3 separate regions of the Mus musculus genome follow, and all the other regions are linked to region 1. A link is a loop called in an ENCODE intact Hi-C map of the cell type or tissue named here. Cell type or tissue: left cerebral cortex. All regions are shown on one strand. Each heading gives the region's core, and the rest is flanking DNA. Links, peaks and the distances in the headings are about the cores only.

Region 1 (5,000 bases), core at 1-5,000:
ATCATGATCTATACAATCACTACCCTTGTCAATAGTTATTAAAAGGGGAAGTGCACAAACTTTCTTTACTATTGCTGTGATGAGAAATTTCCCTAAAATGAGTAACCTAAGGCCATTTGTTTTATAACCAATATTTGTTGCGTTAGAATTCTGAAAGAGCTTCATTCAGCGCAATCCATTTTTTTTTTCTCACAGTTTCCTCAGGCTATAAGCTGATCTGGGCTAGCCTGCCTGCCTGCCTGCCTGCCTGCCGGCCTGCCTGCCTGCCTCCTTCCTCCCTGTCTGCTTGCCTGCCTGCCTGCCTCCTTTTCTTTTCCCTTCCTTCTTTCCTTTTATTTTCTGCTCATAGATTTGTAATTTGGGAAGCTTTAGGGGGAAAAAAAAATCCATGCTCATTCAATTCTTTGGCGCTTCATAAAGGACTGCAGTATGCATCTCTCTGCTGTCAGCCAGGGTCCCCCGCCATATCTTCTTGTGTTTCCCACTATTGTTGTACTGTGTTACCTCAACACAAATCACCAACCCTAGCTGGACCATCTTTCCATATTAAAGTCTCTAGTTTTTCTTTCAGCTTCAGTGTCCCGTGCGGTGTCACCATAACTCCTACTGTGTTTTCAAGTTATTTTTTTCTCTACTACATGGAGAAAAATTTCTCTAACCATGCATGTGCATGCAAGCCTTCATACATGCACATACACACACATACAAATAGGCATGCTTAACATTTTTGCAAGACAAAAATGAAGGCCTTGTTCTGTAATCTAAATGTGACTTTGAAATTGAATCAGAAGTTAAGATAAAAGATGATATTTGGCTGTATAGATATCAAACTGTACAAAGTAACTCTTGGTTTAGCTTTATATGTCAGTAATCCATCCTGGTTAGAGATTATAAATCTAAAACTTGATCTTACCAAATCAAAACATACTTTTTTGCTTTATTTTACTTTGAATTTCTGGATTCATAAAAATCACCAACTTTGTTATCGTGCTATTGAGATTTACTATTTATCTATGGAAATTGTGCCTTGATTTCCTCAGGTCATATGTTAATTATCATTTAGTATAGATTCCAAATACAGGTAACAGTCTACTACATGGCTTGGTATTGCATGGTGTATTTTATATCTCTCCTTATGCTTCAGAAGAATTTTTGAAAACCAAGAAAATTGCATCCCTCTCCCTAGTTCAAAGCGTCAAATTTGAATATTTCCATACATGGAGGTGGGAAATGTATCCGTGAATCATTCCATACAAACTCTGCTAAAGATTGTTAGATAGCTTTGCCATATTAATACTTCCTAACAAATATTTCCAAGTTCACATTATTGCTTACTGCTTATTAGTTTCACATCAGTTCCAATTGAATTATATATTGATTTCATTTTAATAAGTATGGACATTATAAATTAGTGTCATACCATGCAATTGGTTGTTAAATGTTATGTAATTTCATTTTAGATTTCATTTTCAGAAATGAACCATGGGTTATAATTAACTGAGCATTTGACGTGAGTAGATATACTGTGTTTCAGAAAGTAGATTAGATATGACAAGGTAACCACACGGTGCATTGTGTTTTAGCATCAGCTCACCTATGACTCTCTTATATCAATTACTTTGTAAACTGACCTTCTTAGAATCTGACTAGTTCAGAGTTATCTGTGTTTATAGATGGTATACTTTGGTGGCGCCTGTCTTCTATACCTAAAATAGTAGAACTTGGGGAAAATATTATCAGTTTTTCTGAACCAAAACCTTGTATTTGAAGGGTTTTCTTTTGCATGACTCACTATTCTCAAGTGTCAGTTGCTAACACTTCTGTCTATGCCCTCTGAAAGCACGTGCCTGAATATACTGTCAGCAGAGGTTTTAAAGTCAAATAGGTGTACGAAAAGATCAGTGTGTCCCCTTGTGGGCGTGGTTTCCTGTGCAAAAGCAGAGACATCTGTTGTGGCATGGTGAACCATTAGTGCAATAGGGTGAATTTCAAAATATTACACATTTCAAAGGGTTTTTGGCACCCTTTCTCCCATATCCTCAATTATCATAATTATATCTGTAAAAGTTCTTTTACAGTTTCAAATAGCGAGTGTAATTTTAGTGTAACTTTCAAAACTCAAGTCTTCTTTTACAGTAGAGCTTGCTCCACGTGGCAGTAACTAAGCAAGGTGTATTTATAGCCCGCATTTTCTCCAGAGCACTGAGAATCCAAGGCTTCCTGTGTCTTTCAGTTTTGAGAAGGCAACTAAGAAGAGTTTAAGCAGTCACTGAAAACTACAGTGTGTGATGCATGCTATTTGAAAGTAGACGGTAGTCTTAAATGTGTTAAACAACATCACCCATTCCTTCCCAACTTGATTTCACGTAGCCCAACTAAATTATATGCAGTGATCACACAGCAGTGTGTGGGTGAGCATGTGCAGCTCTTTGCAGTATTTCCACCTGGGCTGTGTTCTAGGTTTCAGAGCAAATGAGACTTTTGAAACGCCAAATGCAGCAGGACCTTCTTGTTGGTTGGTGTTTACGCTTCCTGAGGCCATGGAGGCCACTCACACATCTCACTTTGTGAGCTGCTCTAAGCCTGGTCTCCCTCAGTGTAGAGATAGGTTTTCATAACTACTGCAAAGGGATAAATGTTGTTGAAAATGGGTTTCTCATTGCAAATTTGTTTCACTGCAAATGTACCAGATATGCATTTACCTGTAAATACAGTCTACAGAAAGCCTCACCTGAATTTTCTTCAAGCAAAAGACATTCCACTTAATCTGCCTAGTTATTTTTTTTATTAATGTGGGCAAAAATGGCAGTCATGAATCTTCCTTGCCCTTCCTTCAAAACCGCAAAACATAGAATATGATAGAATATGTGCAAAATGTGTTTTCCAGACATTGATGCAAGAAAGTATTATGAAGTAGAAGAAACAAAAAGCCACAGGGATAAACATCAGAAATTTGCTTAAATGGCTTTGGTCCCGTATAATTGCTTTTCTGTCAGCAGGATTATTAACAATTTCGGACATCTGAAAATTAAATTAACAGCCTTGAAAATATTTTACAGAATGAGATAGAGCATGATCCATGAAACATAATGACCCCACTGAAAATCAGCCAAGTCGGCGCAGCTACTCACTTAGGCAGAGGGGACGAGTAGTAAATCATCACGGAGCAAATTGGACAGAGCAAATTAGCTTACTGAATTCCAAAGCCTTGGCTACCAGAAAGAGGATATGCCTCTAATTAGAACGAAGGAACTCAGCGCATACTATTATCAGCAAAGGGAGAGAAAGCAACACTTTAGCTTTGAACTGCCTCCATAGAGGCTCACGAGTCAGGGTTACAGAGGTGCATTACGTATGTCAGGGTGTAAAGCCGACGGCATCCCATGCCCAGCTTGACATGGGAGAATTTGCACATACTGTAGCATGTTCACCTAATGAAGTGTAAAACTTCTCACCAAAGTTAGTTGCTGTTCATTCAGACTGGAATATATATGTACATCCGCATACACAAATGAAACATAAAAACATTTTAAAGTGTGTACCCTTTAAGTGAAGACGCTGCTTCATGAACTTTTATTTCTCTACAGTATTCTGATTTTTTTTATTTCGTTTGAAACGTGTATTTTTGTTTTGTGTAAAATAAATATTTGGACTCGGTTTATCACTGGAGATTAATCTGAAATCATATTTTCTAGCCTTAATTAGCATTCATTTGCTTAATTGTCATCCTCGGCCCCATGATTTTCGTTTTCCAGCAACTTGAACAATGCTATCTTCTGCTGTTTGCACTTTCATTTAAATTTCTATTAAGGTTTATGAACAGTAATAAGGTCCTGTTTGAATATTCATTAGCTTTTGAATTGTGAGCTATGAAAAGGTGCTTTCTTTTACCTTAATGAAACTGGCACGGCATGGGACTGATCAGTTGTGACATATGATTTGAGGCACCCGGTGAATTCTCTCATTGTTTATTGACACATCTTGTCCAAACAGCTCCCTCGCAAGTGAGTGGAGTCATGAAGGAGCGAGTACTGCAGCGGAGTGTGCAGCTTTCCTGGCAGGAGCCGGAGCATCCCAATGGAGTCATCACGGAATATGAAATCAAGTATTATGAGAAAGTAAGTGTGAGAGAGCTGTGGCGCCAACAGTGCGGTGCCTGACACCATCCAACTGCGCTGCATGCAGTCCTGGGCATTCCACTACAATTCGGAGCTACATCAGGATCCATACTTACTATTAATAGCCATCACCACCACCTCTGGTTTAGGATTGTGACCAACAGCTCTATTGGTTAGCTTTCTGTGTCACACAAATGAGAATATTGTACTCGTAGTGGATTTCTTCAGGTTTTTTTTTTAATTTAATTATTCGATAGAGCGCTTTTATGACACAGAAACTAATCAATCCAATACATTTTGAACAGTGTCCCTTTCAGTCAATTTGTGTGCTTAATGAAACTTTAATTTAGGGCTTTCATAGGACCGATGTTTTCAAATACTGTTGTAATAGCTGATGATATTGTGCATAATATGTATATAATACCCTCCAACACTAAGATTGTCATGATGTTATTCCATTCCTTAGATTCTCTAGCATAAATACAGAATTATTATGCCTTATGCCTCTTTTTCTATAGAAAGTCTAAAACTCATGTGGTGTTCCTTTCTATACTCTCCATAGAATGAACAAATATTAATAAGAAAGAATCTGTCCATATGAATCCATTCATCCATGTCTTGTTTAGAAAGGATGAAACTGTCAACCTTATTTACTAACACTTATGTGAGTTTTACCACACAGAAACACATCACTCAATTTAAAATGCAGAAACCACCACTAATAAATAGTATGACCATAATTGTAATAAATGATACTATATACATTTAATGCAGTTAGGTGAATGCTCCAGTACATGAAACTACTTCACTATTTAGACATGATTATAAAAATAAATCCTAATATTTGACAAAATTTGGGAATGATCAACTTCATTAAAATGT
Region 2 (6,687 bases), core at 1,688-6,687, 120 kb before region 1:
TTCCAACTTTTACCCTGATTGCATCTGTTTGGGTTAATAAGGCTTCGTGTTCTCTGTAACCAGTGTGCTTTGCCTATATTGTTTTGTCTCCTTCCAAGATTAATCTATGAAGCCTTTTCCATTTCTTATGCATCTTTAAAGGGCACTTAAGAGACTTTTAAGCATAATTTCTAAAATATTCAATAGACCTAATGTCTAGCAATACGTAAAATTTAATACATAAACTACAGAAGCGACGTGATTGGAAAAGAAGGAAAACTTCATTTCTTTCTTTGGTATAATTATATTAGGCAAGTTAAACAACAGAAGAAAACCGTAAAAATAGAAAAGAATCTGGGGGCTGTAATCTCTTTTTATCTACACTATCCCTCCTGTACATATCAGAGAGAAACCAGCACACATTTCCAGAGGTCAACCAGGAAGTCCGAGGTTGAACTTTTTGTCCATCAGAAATAAAGGCTGATCATCAATGAGTGTTTATTTTTCTTTCCTTTTCTTTAAAAATATAGAACAATAAAAGGAAAATCCATCTTAAAATATGACGTACTTATCTACTCAGTGTGACCCTTGACATAGATGATTTGGCCATTACATTTTTAAGATTTTCATTTTACAATGTCAACCACCTCTTGCTTGCAAAGTGTGCAAAACTGCCTAATGGAAAACAGATTTCTCCACACACTTTTTTCTTGTAGCTAGGATTGGGTGAATTCAAGTGGAAATGTTGGTTACATTTTTAGTCTTAGCTTTTTTTAGAAAGATAATTACAGAATAATTATGGACTAACTACAGAAAATAGTAAATGTTTGCCCAAGTAGAAGGAATGGCTATGTGAATTTAGTACCTGGCGGCTTTCTTTAGAACTGAATGTTATTTACACAGCGAAATGGGAAACAATTCAAGTAGAGCAACCTATGAAAGACCCCAGAAAATGAGAAGCATGTAAGTAAAAACGACAAGAAACGTTTTCTAAGGTCCTATTTTGCCTGAGAAGAAACTGAAGATAGAAGGAGAGAAGAGGCGAGCATAAAACAAAAGACTTCCTTTCTCCAGCCCCACTTTCCCTGTTTCTTTTGTCATAGGTTGTTGTGAACTCAGGCAAACATTGAAAGGTTTTCTTTTGGGGGGCGGGGGGCACTTTTGATTAATTTTATTTTTCCAGAGATAGGGGAGTAGTAGTTAAACATGCCTCTCGAGTTACAGAACAGAAGTTCAAACTTTTGAAAACAAAAGAGAGGAAAAGAAAAGAAAGAAAGAAAAAAGGCAGAAAACCAAAGTTATCCGACCTGCTGAGGCTGCTAACAAAAAAGTAAAAGGCGTTCTAAAAGCATAGCTCAGTTTCACTGTCCGGGTCGGGGTCGGTGATTGGTAGTTGAGGGAAGGCTTGTTTCGCCTATGCCGTCTAGAAGACGTTGAGCAGCACTGCTATATACAGGAGTGTAAGACGGGAGAGTTATTCTCGGGTTTATTCAGCTCAGTGAAGCTGCAGTAGCTAAAAGCCAAGTGCTCCCGACTGCACGCCGCTGGCCTAACGCGGCTCGTCCCCGCTTTCCCGGCAACCGATCTGGGAGGGAATCCTGGACTCGCAACCCGACTCCGCTCGGCGTTGATTGGCTCCTGCTCAGGACCCCGCCTCCAAGGTAGAGGCGGCCACTTCGTAGGGACCCGCCCCCCGGCCGTGGGAATCGCCGCCTAGCAGGCGGGCTGCGGCTGCCACTCAGTCGGAGTGGCGGAGGCTCTGGGTTCGTAGCCCCGCCTCCTCCCCCCTAATTGATATTATTGGAGTGTGGAGCAAGCGGCCGGTCTGCAGTCGGAGACTTGCAGGCAGCAAACACGGTGCGAACGAACCGGAGGGGGGAGAGAGAAATCAAACAGCTAAGCGTGGAGCAGACGGCCTGGGACCCAGAAGGGGATCGATGCGAGGAGCGCAATAATAACAACAATAATAACCCACTTCGGAGCAAACAGCATCTAAAGAGCTGCGACCCAACTGCAGCCTAAAAAAATCAAACCTGCTCATGCACCATGGTTGTTCAAACTCGGTTCCCTTCGTGGATTATTTTGTGTTACATCTGGCTGCTTGGCTTTGCACACACGGGGGAGGCGCAGGCTGCGAAGGAAGGTAAGGCCAGAGGAAAGCAAAGTTTGTTCTGACTTATTTATTTCGCTGTCTACCTGCACGAGCCGACGGGTCCGCGGCGCTGGCCGCCGCGCCTCCGGCGCCGGGCGACCCTCCCTCGACCCCCCGCCCCCTCCCCGCCCTCAGTTCCAATCGACCAGAGGCGACCGGCCGGGACTAGTCGGGGCCCCGGAGCTCCAAGGGGTGGCCGGGGACTGGCGCGCGCTCTGCAGCCGGGCAGCTCGGGGGGCCATGGTGGCGAGGCTGAAGGGCGAGCGAGCTCCTTTGCATCCGGCATCTCGGGTCTTCAGCTCCAACCGCCGCGTTTGCTCCTTCTCTTGCGGTCGGCCTGCCGTGGACGCCACAGTGAGAGTTGGTTCGAAACCTGGGGAGTGGAGCTCCGCGTCGCCCCCAGCCTCCCCGGAGGAGCCGAGACTTCCGTGGCTGCGAGCGCTCGGGCTCCCGCCGACTCGCTCACTGCGGCGGCGGCGGCGGCGGCGGCGGCAGCGGCGCGGGCCTGCGGTGGGCGCTCGGCTGCCGCTCGAAACAATGCGGCCGCGAGGGGAGGCAGCGCGCGGGGCTCGGGCTCGACCCGCCGCCGGGAGGACTGGCCGCAGCCGGCAGTTTGCACGGAGAGGCCACCGAGTGAGAAGTCTCCCGTCACTTGGCCCAGGTCCGGTACTCCGGGAGTCCAAGTAGCCAGTCCTGGCCTCTGGGGACGAGTTCTGGTACGCGAGGGGAGGCTTCTTTTGACCACAGGATACGCCTGTACGTGGGTATTTTTCCCTGCGTCTCCTTTGAACCATTGGCAAAAGGTAAAATACCTTTTGGTGCCTGTAGTTGGAGCTGGGGAAAAATAAATCCTGTCAAAGGAAGTGTCTTGCTGCTAAGCAGTGTCACAATACCGGTACCTCATCTGACAAGCTTGCGTTTCTAAGGTTGATTTCTTGGATACTTTAGAAGCCTGTTCGGGGGTGTGGAGGGCGAGAGATCTGTTAGATTTAGGTCATAGCAGTACTAAAGGGAGGGGGCATACTGGTCCTCGATTCTTTTATTCCTAAAACTTAAGATTTCACGCGGCTTTTCTTTATTCTCTTCGTCCACCCTTCTTCGTTAACTCAACATCCCCAACCCGGTACAGTACCCTACTTTGGAACAGCCTGACCTTCTGGCCCCACTTTGCACATCTGCAGTCTGTGTTGACGCTGAATCCATTGAGAGAAAAACGTGCCTCTGAGCTGATGGTTATGTCTGCAGGTGGACCAGCATCTGCTACACACACACATACACACACACACACACACACACACACACACACACACACACACATCAAACATACATTTCAAGCCTCTTGACTTTGGTGACCAGAAACCGACACCCTGCCACCTTGTCCCGATTCCTCCGGAATAGCGGGATCTAAGGAAAAGTTTGCCCCGCACGGCGAAGCGGCGCGCGCGAGCTCTGGCAGACTCCAGCAGGAGTTTGAGCTATAAATAACTGCATCACTAGGGGGAGAGGTGCCTGCAGCCAGCAGGCCTCTCTTGCTCTCCTCCTCCGGTGCTACGTGGAGAGGGTTCTGATTCTCGGAGCCTGAGTTCTTTAGATGCAGACAAGATGTTTAAGAGGCAGGTGGTAGGGAACGCGCCCGACTTCTCGGTGGCGACGCTCGGGGCGCTCCGGCGCGCAATCAGGCGGTGGCGTTCCCTGAGCGCTGCTACCCGGAGGTGGCCCGGGGCATCACGGCACCCAAGGAGCTTGGCCAGCAGCGCCGCGAGCAGGTGCGCGGCCTCTAGGGCAGCTGGGGTGGCGACCAACCTCCCGGGTCCCCTTTCCCGGTTCCCTAGCGCGGCAGGAGTGGCCCGGGAACGCTGAGGCTAATTGCGGCCGCTGCTCTCCATCCCGACAGTACAACCGCCGCCGCGCCCTCAGAGGAGGCGCTTCCCGAAAGCCCGTCTGTTCCTCGCGACTCCTGCCCAGGCTGGGCGCCACCCGCTCCCTGGAGTCCCAGGTCTGGAAGTGTAATGGACGCTAGGTTGGCGGGCGCAGCCGTCTGGCTGCCCCGCCCCGCCCCGCCCCGCCCTGATGCTCGGGCAGCGCTGGAGCCTCCAGGCTCACCGCAGAGCCGCGGCTCTGGACTCCCGGTAGCGGCCAGCTGCCCTGTGCCTTCTCCGGGGCGCGCAGTGAGGCTGACTCGGTACGGCAGTCCAGAGGGAAGACGGTCACGGGGCGATTGCATTCAGCACTCCAGAGCTTCCGAAAGCCTCGCCAGCTCGGTGGCCACCTTCTACTTCCTCTTGATTTGCCGGTTTCTTTGCTAAGTTGCCGGCCAGCAGGTAGCCGAGGGGAAAGGCATAGCAGGAGAGGATAATCTCAGGGTTCATTTCATTCTTAAGACTAACCCCAAAAGGTCATGTAGGTTTAAAATCCACTGGTTGTTGTCAATATAAAAGCTCCCCATCCCCCACAATAAATTCCAAAAGAGAGTTCTGTGACTTGAATTTGTTTCCTTGGGCTTCATCCCTTCTCAAGGTATTGTGAAACTATCCTTTCTCAATTGCTCTTCTGAATACACTAATCCAACGACTTACTGGTGTTCCAAGTTAGAACACAAATTGAAAATTTATAAGTGACTTGTATTTTTAATTGAAAGGGAGTCGATCCCTCTCCCCCACCCCCCCGACAATCTTAAATGCACTACACTAAAACCAGACTCCTGTTTTTGTATCTATCTGTTTCCATTTACTGGGGATAACTTTGACTCCTGGAGAAGGAACTGAGCGCATCATCTACTCTTCTTTTGTCTCTCAACACCCGTCTTCTTTACCTTTCAAAGCATAAACCTTTTAAAATTGGAGTCTGAATATGTTTCAATATTAAGAAGTTTATCTGAGTACATATTTTCAAGTCAAAATTTGAACAATTTCCTGGAGGTGACATTAAGCATATGTAAAGAATATTCACGATGATTTCTGGACCAATAGATTATTTGTGAAAATGCTGACAGTCAGGAATATTGTTTTAAAACACCAAAGCTATGTAGCTCTAAAATCAATTCGGTCAGTAAGTATTTTATAAGAATAATTATCTTAGAGTAACATCATGACCAACTGAAAGCATAATGTGTTATAACAGGTAACATTCTAATGAATTATTCCATTAATACAAATAATACTTTAATCACAATTTTCATAAATATTAATTATGTTTTTGGTAGTCTAAAGATGGAATACAACTCCTTGTAAAAGTCAGCTGGGAGCTTAACCCATCTAGAGAATAGCTAGTATGTTGAAAAATGTCCAATTTAAAATTATATATATATATATATACATATATATATATATATAATTTCAAATATATATATATTTGAAAGCTGATGGTTGTCTTGTTTAAAAGCACAGCTTGTAGATAACAGAGACTTGTTCCTCATGGTAGCATTGTTTAACATAGATTTAACATTTCTATATTCATATTGATAGAAGGCAAGGTGCTATGAGGGTTTTCCCCTTTAAATATTAAACCCCAGTTGTCAAGAGACGATAGGAAGTATCGCTGGTAGAATATTGAAAAGTGGAGCCAGGCTGAATAGTAGTGTGGGGATGATATCTTAGTAGGTTCGTGTCTTTAAATGTAGTGAACTCCCTGACTTCCAAAGATCTTGTATGTTATTACTGCACAACCATTGTACCTGAGCTTAGCTTTCTAAACTCATTTTTATGTTAGTTTCACTGGGAATATATTTTTTATACTTTAATTGAAGGTATAAACAAGTGCATGTATAATTTAATATGTTTCCCCCTCTAGAAAGTTTCCTATGCTTGTATTTTGTGGCTCTTCACTGCTTGATGCATTTATATAAGTCTTAAGTCATCAAGTAGCAATTTTATATAAAAAATAGATTTATCCTAAAATGTTTAGAGATGTGCTTAATTTTTTTTGTAACATTGAAAATAAAACTTCTCTTTTTCAGTACTATTACTGGACTCGAAAGCACAACAAACAGAATTGGAATGGATTTCCTCTCCACCCAGTGGGGTAGGTACAGACCTCATACAGTATGATCGTAGCTGGTCAGAGAAAGACAGGAAAGCTTCCCTCTGAGGGAACTATTCATGTCCATACATTAAAAATGCTTAAAACTTAACATTATTGTTTAATGTTTTGTTTTCTCATGAGATATTAGATTCTCAAAGTATAGAAAGTATACTTTGAACTTTGAGAAAGGAGAAAATAAAATAAATCAAGCCCAGAGTCTTTGAGTTCTTTCTGGGAGTCGTATCAATCATGCCTGTTTGTTCAGGTTATAAATGCTTACTAATTGCAGGGAACATTCTTTTCGCTAACTCACTTAAGCCTCTACAGTTGCCTTATGCTTCTGGGTAATGATCACCAGGTAGAACCTCTGTAATTCTTTAAAACAGTATGAAACTTGTTTTCATCTTCTAAAAATAGTTTTAACATTGTCCACAGTAGACTCCAGAGGGTAACAAAAACTGTAAAAGAATATTGAGACGTAAGATTTGCCATAAAATGTTAGCTTCTTAAAATTTGTGTTGTTATCTTACTATCTG
Region 3 (5,000 bases), core at 1-5,000, 110 kb before region 1:
TCTCAAAGTATTAACAAATGTGGCACATATATTTAGAATTGTCACTTATAAATAAGGGGGTTGTAATGTGACAGCACTGTAGCTACTTACTTTTGCCAAATGATGTCATTTTTTTTTCTGACGTGAAGAATAAAAATGGGTGCGCTTGATATGTCATACTAGAGTGGATCGTATTGTTGTAGAAGGCGTCTGAAGTAGAGTTTAAACTGTCACCAGAGAGCCACGGAGTTACTCATGTTTGTTTTTTGAACAATATTTTATTTTAGAACAATTTTCTGTTAATTATCATTATGTGATCAACTACAGGCCAATATTTTTACATATATACATATTTTATACATATATACATATAGTTACAGTTACAATTGTATGACTTATGTTGCTATTAACTTACAAAGTATAATATACTCTGCAAAATGGCTTTTATGTATATCTTAAACTGCTTGGGTGGCAACATCATTTAACTATTTGCAATGAGTGGTTAGTTTAAAGATGACTATACCTAATAATTGTTATAGCTAAGTACATTGTCCATTAGCTACTCTGGGTACTCATCCTGGTGTTTTCTTTCTATTAGCTTGCTTGATGAAGTAGGTGACCTTGTCCTAATCTGTTTTAGACAATGCAAAGGGGAACCTCTGCAAAGCAAATAGATACCTTGCTGTTATGTTAATACTACTGTGTTAGTGTAATATTCAAACTTGACATTTTTTAACTCTTGGGCATATGATTTTTAGCAACATTATTGTAGTTTCTGTCACAAAGAACAATCCTAACAAAATTATTATTCATTGTTGAACTTAAATGTTTCTCACATAGTAGCAAGCTCTTTTCCCCCAAACTTATATGACTTTTAAAAGAATAAATAGTAATTTAAAAATATTTAGATTTCACAAACCAAGAGTTGTGGTGTACACCTTTAATCCCAAATCTCTGAAGGCAGAGTCAGGCGTATGCCCAACTTCAAGGACAGCTTGGTCTACATAGTATGTTCCAGCCCAGTCAGAGCTACAACTTCAAGGACAGCTTGGTCTACATAGTATGTTCCAGCCCAGTCAGAGCTACATGGTGAAACTCTGTCTTAAAATAAACAGACAGAAGAAACAAAACAAAATTTCTGATTCTGAAAATTTATTTAAGTGCATATGATTTTTTGGCTTTTTTTTTAATGGGCATTCTAAATTGAAATCTTCTATAAGAAATTACATACTAAATTTCTAAGAAAAAAGAATACATATACAATTAAAATTATCAGCATTCAATATAATCTGAAATAATAATTTAGTTGTGTTGTGGTAAATTTAATATCGCATCAAAACTATACAGGATTAACACAGTGTATCCAAGCACTCTGTGACAAACCTGAGGCTGGCTTAGGGTACATCAGGACACCTGACTGTACAAGGAGACCTGCTGTTTAGTTGTTTGGTTTTGTTTTGTAAAGCAAAAGAGACACTTTACATATTTATTGAATATCTCTCCTTTTGACATAAGCATAAAAGCTGAGCTCTTAAGTTTTTCACCCTTATTGGAAGAGCTGAATGCATGCAGTGGATTAGGAGGACTGAGATAAAGTACTTCCCCTCCAGCACTCAGTTATTATCTCTGGGGTAGATAACAATGTCAAGTGAACTAGGAACAAACAAATGAAGCCTCTGCTGGCTTAGGTCTATTAGCAAACACAACATTCTCTATGTCCCTACAATCCAGACCCCTCTTTCATTTCTCACGAGAGTACTCAATTAGGAAATCTTAAGAATTCCATAGCTGAGAACCACAAAAGTGACACAAAGACTTAGCATCACTCTTTGGCAGAAGAATGTCTGTCTTACTGTATAAACACAATCACTTCTCTAATGAACTAATCAGATGAAAGGTGAAGTTTTTATCTAGTAGACCTTAACAACAGTTACTGGAAAAGTAATGTTACAATGCCAGTTGTAACAATTATTTAGAGATTTTTGACAGCAACAATCCAGAATTTTCTTTAAAAAAGCACAAGCTAATGCTAATATTTTAATTAATGTGAAAGAAAAATTTATATTTTGCACAATTATAAATGTGGAAAAAAACAAATCAGAAATACATATGTAAAACTTCACTATTAAATTTATCTGATGAAAGACTAGGAAATAATATTAAAGGTTCCATTTTTGGAAGAATTAAGTTTTTTAATGAAAATTATAATGTTTTATTTTATTTTATTTAGTAGGAAGTGTTTGAGTTGTAAACATATTAATAGAAAACTTAATACAAATATCTTTAACCATAGTTTAAAGATGTATTTGCCATGAAGAAATGGCCCGAATTTTTTTCAACTGAGCAAAACCATTTTGCTAAACATTGTCTGATTACAAATAATTATTTTGGCTTTAAGAAGTTAATACTATATTTGGTGACCAAAATTACTGTCACCTGTGAACTACATCTTGGTGCCTAAACTTCAAGTAGTAATTCTTCATATTCCTCTACATGAAACTTTGCAGTGTAATAGATGGAATTAGGTATTGAGAGTAGTCACTCAGCTTGTACAGGCATAAAGAAATAAGATACCTCTATATGCCTCATGTTTGTCGTATTGTAAGTCAGTGATATTAACTGTGACAGAAATGTTCATGGGTTTTCTGCATTGGTGATACATGAGGAAGGAATCATGCCATTTGTGGAAACACTCTGCTCCTTGGCGAGGCTCCAGGGCATGGCTGTGCGGGTGCTTGCCTCTGGACTTGATCCAGGCCTGCCTTTATAATATTCCTCCTGTTCCCTCTCAATGATCCTGTTAAGAGTTGGAAAACAAATCCTGTCCCGTATTGAGGAACACTGATGTATTGAGAGGGGATGCTGGTGTGTCCCTAGCCAAATGTGACTGATTAGCCACTTAAAGCCTAGTTTATCTGGGGGCTGTCTAGCGGATCATTCGGATGCTTGTAACATCCAACGTGAAAGGTCAATAACTGCAAAAACTGATCACAGTTTTTTACTTGATGTCAGTTTATTTTGTGAACTTGAAAAAGTGAATCTGTTCCTAAAGCCACATGGTTCTTAAACCTCTGAATGCATGAAGAATTTCTATTCAATAATTAAGTATTATAGTTCTTAAAAGCAGACACTTACAGTTGTTGTAAAATACATAATTCTAATTTGTAAGATTTTTTTCTCGCCAAAAATTTTTTCTTTTGAAAATTTCTCTTTAAACTGAAACTTGAAAAAACTGGCCAATATATTTTTCTAAGTAAGGAGAATAGCCATTTAAAAAATACATTTTAAAATATATTTTATAATATGGGAAGGTTAGTAAGTATATTTGTGAAGTATATTTATTGTTAAAATATTTTTGCGTGATTTTCACTGTGCACATCTGTAGCTGAGATTTCTCTTAGATTGCTGTAGGCAATTTTCAGTAGATGTTAAGCAATAACATTTTTCAATTCCTCATTTAATCACTGTAACTTCACTAATAAGCTGAATCTCAGAGATTCTAAGTTGGTAAACTTAGATGAGAATATTGAATCTTTATTTCGCTTTTGTCTTTCTTGAAACTATGCCACATGCTTCCAAGAAATCTGTTCTGGACTTCAGTGTGTTAGATACTTCAGAAAGAATCATGTTTTAGTTTATGGAGAATGTCTACAGAATTATCTGGCTCAGATGTCCTGTCTTCTTTGCTTTCAAAATGTTCTTTCTGACTTAAACATAGAATTTATATCATAAAACTTATAGAAAATGATATTATAGAGATTTGAATTTTTGTGTGTGTTATTTTGCTAAATTTCATTTTTATAAAGAAAAAAATTAGGAATTTCTTTGTGATTATTTGAAAAATAAAATTAAAAAGTATGGACATAGTTTTCCTTATAAAGGGTTTTCTTGAGGCAGCGACAGGCAGATTTCTGAGTTTGAGGCCAGCCTGGTGTACAAAGTGAGTTCCAGGACAGCCAGGGCTACACAGAGAAACCTTGTCTGGAAAAACAAAAACAAAACAAAAAAAAACAAAAACAAAAAACAAAACAAAAACAATCAACCAACCAAACCCCCCCCCCTCAAAAAAAGGGTTTTCTTCAGGTGTATCTTATTTTCATTTGATATATTAATAGAACTATTACTTTGGTGATATATATGATTTATAAACTTGTAACATACACCATTGTAGAACTTTAAACATTCATTTGAATTAAAAATATTAACAATATTTAAAATTATTTCTCATTTACACTTCTGAAGCCTGTGACTATTTTTTAATTTGACAGACTATTTAATAAATAGTGCCATCAATTTCCATGATAGCCAATGAGTCTTAGAAATATACTGTATTGCTAAATGAATATTAAAAGAAAGGTAATCTGTATTACAAGTTATATTGCTCTAGCAGAAATTATGGAATCCTCGTTTTCTGGATCCACACCTTACCAGGTGCATAAAGTAGGACATTCTAAACTTGAATTTTTTAAAGTTTAAATTGGGGCTAATAAAAATAGTACTTCCCTCATAGGGGTATTGTAGGAATTGAATGGACTAATAAATGTTAAACCCTAGAAATAGTATCTGGGACATAAGAAATAATCAATGAATGTGCAGTATTATCATTATTATGTAGTATTATATATCCTAGATAAAGAAATATTATGGCAATAAATGATTGAACATATATTGTTCAGGCTGCAGCCAGCGTATTGTCTTTTAATATAGCATTCTAATTCCGATAGCACACCAAAGGGCATTTAAATAAAATAAAATATCATTTGCTCATCCATTTTCATTTCAAACAATGTTTGTATCTGAAATATTAGAAATGTTTTAAATATCCAAAGTTAAGGCTTAACACCACTACTGAACTTAGTTATTAGAATATTGGTGTTTCTATACAGGAATTATGAATTGTCTTTTGAACACTTTTGCAGGAAAACTCATGTAAAAATATACATAACATATTTAGGGAAAAATAGCTAGAATTATAATCATAATTATGGTTCTAATATAGTGTACTGATTTGAGGTGATATC

Evidence for each region. Peaks named below come from ENCODE experiments on the same cell type or tissue, not always from the same donor. Only the 100,000 strongest peaks of a DNase experiment are listed, where the experiment ranks them.
Region 2: a loop joins it to region 1, with 3 times the contacts of the local background. A loop is called at or near these places in 4 of 42 quality-filtered maps.
Region 3: a loop joins it to region 1, with 2.3 times the contacts of the local background. A loop is called at or near these places in 4 of 42 quality-filtered maps.

The regions. Positions count from the first base shown.
Region 1 is chr4:28,931,711-28,936,710 of GRCm38, forward strand. It overlaps Epha7 (Eph receptor A7), which reads left to right. Exons shown (of 17, transcript NM_010141.4): 6 at 3,994-4,118. Among named protein-coding and RNA genes, the nearest start is that of Epha7, 120 kb to the left of the region's middle. In left cerebral cortex, for the core only: no CTCF peak of the experiment used is centred there; DNase peaks (open chromatin) are centred at 1,922, 2,333 and 4,082; H3K4me3 peaks cover 634 bases.
Region 2 is chr4:28,811,359-28,818,045 of GRCm38, forward strand. Epha7 (Eph receptor A7) reads left to right here and starts at 1,773. Exons shown (of 17, transcript NM_010141.4): 1 at 1,773-2,122; 2 at 6,087-6,151. The coding sequence starts at 2,026. In left cerebral cortex, for the core only: CTCF peaks have their summits at 2,944 and 3,647; DNase peaks (open chromatin) are centred at 2,491, 2,986, 3,589 and 4,099; H3K4me3 peaks cover 4,860 bases; H3K27ac peaks cover 2,801 bases.
Region 3 is chr4:28,822,069-28,827,068 of GRCm38, forward strand. The region is part of intron 3 of Epha7 (Eph receptor A7); the gene reads left to right. Among named protein-coding and RNA genes, the nearest start is that of Epha7, 11 kb to the left of the region's middle. In left cerebral cortex, for the core only: no CTCF peak of the experiment used is centred there; a DNase peak (open chromatin) is centred at 2,717.